Linked DNA regions of Homo sapiens: region 2 is linked to region 1. A link is a loop called in an ENCODE intact Hi-C map of the cell type or tissue named here. Cell type or tissue: IMR-90. All regions are shown on one strand. Each heading gives the region's core, and the rest is flanking DNA. Links, peaks and the distances in the headings are about the cores only. Region 1 overlaps SGMS1 (sphingomyelin synthase 1). Region 2 overlaps SGMS1 (sphingomyelin synthase 1).

Region 1 (2,922 bases), core at 124-2,623:
AAGCATTGACAATCGCTAATGCTGCAGCCTAGAGCAGCCCAGGAAAGTCAGCAAGGCAGACCCTATCTGCTGTAGGTCTCCAGTGTTGGAGCCGAGCCTAGAATCCAAGTCCTCTGACTATTTAAATGTGCTATTTACAAAACTATATGCTGCCTTGTGCACAGCTTGGCCCTCACAAGCTTGGATAAACCAGGAACTTGATACATACAAAGGAACTTTTCCTTCAGCAGCCTAGGTACCTTGCAGAAGTAATATTATACTATTCCAACTACCATGAACAGCCAGACATTTTCTCAAAGTCCCTCTCTCCCTCCTATTAAGGTAAATTATTTTGTTCTGTTCCCAAAGAGCAGTCTTCCTCCAGAATAGAAAATTCATTATCATCCACAAAATGCTAAAAAGGCTGCTGTTAAAACACTCAGACCAAAGACCAAATCCAATACACGAATCAAGTAACAGGATCAGGAGGAGGAATGGTAGAATCCTCATCAATCTGCATCTTCAGCAGCCTGCAACTGAGAAACACACCTTACACACTGTGGTGTCCCTCAACATCAACTTCCCAAGTGGCCCAAAACAGCAAAACTATGCCACTTCCCCAATTTCAACTGGCATGTAACAGCCCTCCTAACCGTGACACTTAGAACTAGTGAGCTTTTGGCTATGAAAAAAGAGGTTTCCCCAAGTATTTTTCAATGCTAACACCATGTGCTCATGAACAGAAAATTCATTTCATCCATGAAATGCCAAAAATGCTGCTCTTAAACACTCAAATCAAAGACCAGATCTGATAAAGGAATCAAGCAGCAGAATTATTGTAAGTTATGAAATGTCCTTTAGCCTGACTTTGTAGTCCCCACCAGGAAGGTAATGTGTTTGAAAGTGTGATGAATGCTTTAGATTTCAAAGCAGCAATGAAGAGGCTCAAAGCTGCCTCTTACAATTTCTCCGGCCTTATTTTACTGTTGGTCAGTAAAAACATGACTTACAGGGTAGTTTTACAAAATAAAACAATATCTTTTGTTTGTACACAGATTCCAACATTTTAGCAGTGTTTTCCCATCAGTTATCTCACTGTATCTTCACAAGCTTGTCAGTTGGTGAGCGTAGTTGTTACTATGCCCATTTAAAAGAGTGGCTTACCGACCAGTACATGAGGTCACACAGAGTGACTCAGTTGGGTTCAGAGCCCAAATGTCTTACCTCTGAGCTAAACAATCTTGCCTTTAGGTCCCTGGAAAACACCTGCTATTGTTGCAAACACCTTTCCAAATAACAAGGACAATACCCAAGGCTGGACAATTTCTCCAGGTTTACTTTTTGTTGTTCTTGTTGTTGTTCTAATGAAATTTAACCAATTTTAAATATGTCATTTATTAATACACGATTGAATAGCTAAAACAACATTTATTCACTATTCACTAACTATTTTTCGTAAGCTTAGTTTTTATTTAAATCAAGCTCCCCTGTCTCTATAAAAGTTATTTCTTTCTTTTTTTTTTTTTTTTTTAGACAGTCTCACTCTCTTGAGAGCCCCGGCTGGAGTGCAATGGCACAATCTCGGCTCACTGCAACCTCCACCTCCTGGGTTCAAGCAATTCTCCTGCCTCAGCCTCCCAAGTAGCTGGGATTATAGGTGCATGCCGCCACACCCGGCTAATTTTTTGTATTTTAGTAGAGACAGGGTTTCACTGTGTTGCCCAGGCTGGTCTCAAACTCCTGAGCTCAGGCAATGTCCACCGCCTTGGGCCTCCCAAAGTGCTAGGATTACAGGCGTGAGCCAACTTGCCCGGCCTATAAAAATCATTTCTGTGGAATTCTTTCACAAACCAATTGCCCATTTTCTGCCTTCTCTCTTCTTAAACAAAGCATTCCCAATTGATTTTAACTTTCCTTGCTTTATATTGTGCTATACTGGTCTCCAAGCTCACTTTTATAGGAACAACAATGAGCATGAATCCAACTTCAAACTGCAGTTTTGGGCTACCATGCAGGTGGCTCTAGACAAACCATTTTACCATCCTAGCCTCAGTTTTCTCACCTGTAAAATGGCAAGAACATTTTCTCATCCTCAACCTCTACCCACCAAAGCAAGACAATGTTTATAAAAGTGATTGCTAAAATAAAGTGTTATACAAATTTCAGGCAGCATTACTTAACAATCCAAGTTAGGTCCATCTTTTGGGGGGTTCTTAAGGGAGAACTCAATGCCTAACAGTCAGCAAGTGAAATCTGGATGATTCTCCTTAAATATAGATCCCTGCCGGACGCTCACTGGTGGCCATCTCTTGATCACTCAAGAGACTTTTATGTGTTCTCTATACATATAGTAATCACTCCACTCCTGGAAAGATGTGGTTTTTACTCACAAATATTATGCCCACCACAACTGATCTAAAGGACAAGAGATTTTACTCCTCTTAGAATTCATACATACAACTTTTAAAATAGACTTTTCCCTTCACTCGGCTGTGAAGAATCTGGCTGTCTACATTTCTCCATTCTCAAATGTACTCATCAATTCCTATACTAGGCAGACTTGTTTTAGGGATAGGGGGTGTCTCTAAGCAATTATCAGCAATAAAACACTAATCTCCCACCAGCCCCTCCTTCCCTCCATCAAAAAAAACTTTTAAATTTTGTTGTAGTCTCTAACCGGAAGACTTATCAAAGGCTTGATAAAATCTTAAATAAAGGTCAGCTATGGATTTCTATTACCCATATTCTTATTTGTCACATTAAAGAAATCCAGCATTTCAGTCAGGCAAGATTTCCCTTTAACAAAATCACATCTCCTTTAAGTGTTGGAGGATCCTTCAGTCTACCTGGTCAGGAAGTGAGATTTGCCACCAAAAAAAAAAAAAAAAAAAATTGCCCTTGGCTTTTTAGTTTGAAAAATTATAAATGTGAAAAAGTAGCAAG
Region 2 (2,922 bases), core at 145-2,644, 110 kb after region 1:
AAAAACCTCTACTCTTATAGTTTTTTCTACACATACACACACACACACACACACACACACACACACACACACACACACACATACTCTTTTCTCATGACTTCAATTACTTGTTTATGTCCTGGTTAGTTTCTTAAATCTCTCAAGAATTTTAAAAGATCTATTCTTTCTTGAGCATTTGGAACTATTTTATTTCTTCCCCAAATAAGAAAAATTAAGAACAATTGAAGCTATTCAGGGTCATTCATTTAAAGTATAACATAGATTCCAAAATGACACCCAACTAAGAATAAATTAAAGGCTTGGTATCAAAGACCCTCTATTTTCTTTTTCTAGCCCTAATTAGCAGTATTATCTTCTTTTCATTCTACTAAACTATAGTTCTAGCCTTTTCCCAAAACATGATCTTCCTCTACCATCTCTGTTCAGACTGTTCCTTTCTGCTCAAACTGTTCCTTCTACCTAGAGTGTCCCCTAAGCACTCCTCCCAACTCTGTTCAAAGGTCTCATCCAGATAACTGAATGAGTGCACCATGATGTTACCAAAGATGTTCATTACAGCACACTTTACAAAAATGAAAAGTTGAAAACAAAAATGTCCAGTAATATGCAACATTATAGACTACGTACACATGGAATGCTATATATTATGTATACATCTACAATTATGTAGATGTATATTTATTGCTGTGGCATCATCTTACTATATTGTCAACTGAAGCCGATTTCAAAACAATAGTAATAACCAGACCCATTTTAGAGGGAAAATAAAGCATGTATCTAATCTCGGCATAGAAAAGTATGGCAGAATACAAAAAAAAAAAAAAGCAATGTTAATTGTTAGCATTTTCACTGCCATGCAAAATAGTTTTGCAAATGCAAAATAGTTTTTGCATTCTAAAGTTCTATCCAATTAGCAATGTTAACTTTTATAGTTTCATAAAAGGTACTTTAATAAAAAGGCATTAATCATTAAATATCTAATCCACATATCATCTGCTCCTGAATCTCATCCCTGATCTAGCCCACTCCTCTTGCCACCCAGGTAATTTCTCTTTCTCTTCTGTTTTCTGAGTATTTTATATGTCTTTTATAATACCTACCACATTCAGTTTGAAATTATAGTTTTCTCTTTTCAGGTTTGATTATCAATTCCTAAAGTGCAATAAGTCTGTCTTATTTGTACTGAAATGTATCGTCAAAAGCAACGAGTCCCAAGTATCTAGTAAACATATTTTTGTTTATATCAACAAACATGAGTTTGTTGATATGAACATAATGCAACGCTATAAAATTTGCGCATCTAAAGACTATACACATAGCATCTCTCTAATGAAGAAATCTTCTATACAAGGGATGTTTGGAAACCACATAAGGCCCATTCTGTTAAGAGAGATGATAATATAAGTCAGAATGTTATATCTATAATAAAATTTCTGTATTAAATTATTATTTCCATGTTTGCTTTCAAAGTACAAAGACACACTTATTTAAATTAAGCCAAAGGTAATTATTTCATAATCCAAAGGCAAGTCTCTCAGATTTTAACCACGAGCTTCCTCTTGAAATGAACACAGATTACTTTTGCAGTAATCCAAGTCCATCCCTGACTCAGCGGGAACTATAAATACCTTTTGTTTTAAGAGGAAATCGGGGAAATGAATGTTTTACAATTATGTAAGTCTGATTCAAAGAACTGACACAAGCAAATGTTTTGAAATATCCAAGGCATTTTTGTAAGGTTCAATAAAAAATGTGTTTTGAGAACTAGGTGGGTGAGATTTAAAGTAAAAACAACAAACACAATCTTAGCTGTTACTTAGCAATTTCAGGGTTCGATTGCTTCCTTCTAAAGGGCAAGTTAGAAAACTGAAGAAGTTGCTTCTAGAAGAAACATTGAGATGTCTGATCTGGTTTCGTTTTTTTCCTCCATTTCACTCCCTAAGATTTTAATCAAGCCAAGATGAACCTTAAACTGCCCAGGTTTTGTTTTGTTTTTACTCTCTCCCTAGAGGCAATTGGGTTTCCATTAAAACTTAATTTTGAATCAAAAGCAAAGCTGCATGGAATGCTTAGTTGGGAGGAATCCTGACTACTTGTCTCTGTAGCACCACTACCTGAAGGAATTTAAGATTTGAAGGAATATGGGGAAGGGAGAGAAGGAAGTTCAATAGGCAGTGAGCAGAATGACTGATCGCCAATACTAGCACTTGGAGATCAGTTTAACAGCCAGAATAGGCAAGCGATGCCAGGGGTCAGTTATGAAGCTGAGTCAACAACTCAAGAAACTGTTCTAAATTCTAAATTGGTTTTGGCATCTATTTTCAATTCCAGAAACAATATGAGCATGACAACTTGAGTTACAGCAAGCACTGACTCAAAACCAAACCTTGTTTTTATTCATCAAATGAAACTCTTACCACCACGGCTGAGGCAGATAATTAAAGAATTGTGGCTTAGAAATGTCTTCACAACAGGAAACCTACAATTAGTGGTGTATTAGAGCCAACTTATACCAGGCCACTAGAACCAATTGTTAAATTCTCAAAATTTTTAGCAAGCTGGTTGTTAAACACAGTCATTATTAAAAGTTAAATTATATAAACAAAATTAAAATAAATCATACTAAAAACAAAGGTAATAAATACTCAAATCTCATCACTTCCTATTATTTTACTGTTAAGCATGCTCTTGAGGTGATTTGTAACTACTGTATCTGGTTGGTAGAAACTATATAATGCTGTGCTACTACATAAGACTTCCCAGCCTCGCTTTCAGTGACTTTTGCTGGTAGTTTAAAATGAGCCAGCCACAGCAGTGGTACTTACACAATGGAAACCTGCAAACATGACAACCCCTCCTTCTGACATTGCCAGCTTGTTAACATCTACCTGCAGATACTACCTATAATGTTAATCACCACAG

Evidence for each region. A loop is a pair of places that touch in the nucleus more often than their neighbours do. Peaks named below come from ENCODE experiments on the same cell type or tissue, not always from the same donor. Only the 100,000 strongest peaks of a DNase experiment are listed, where the experiment ranks them.
Region 2: a loop joins it to region 1, with 2.0 times the contacts of the local background. A loop is called at or near these places in 4 of 110 quality-filtered maps.

What each region holds. Positions count from the first base shown.
Region 1 is chr10:50,316,311-50,319,232 of GRCh38, forward strand. All of the region lies in intron 8 of SGMS1 (sphingomyelin synthase 1), which reads right to left. Among named protein-coding and RNA genes, the nearest start is that of ASAH2, 66 kb to the left of the region's middle. In IMR-90, for the core only: no CTCF peak of the experiment used is centred there; no DNase peak of the experiment used is centred there.
Region 2 is chr10:50,429,661-50,432,582 of GRCh38, forward strand. The region is part of intron 6 of SGMS1 (sphingomyelin synthase 1); the gene reads right to left. Among named protein-coding and RNA genes, the nearest start is that of ASAH2, 180 kb to the left of the region's middle. RefSeq lists an enhancer at 2,187-2,406. In IMR-90, for the core only: no CTCF peak of the experiment used is centred there; a DNase peak (open chromatin) is centred at 1,621.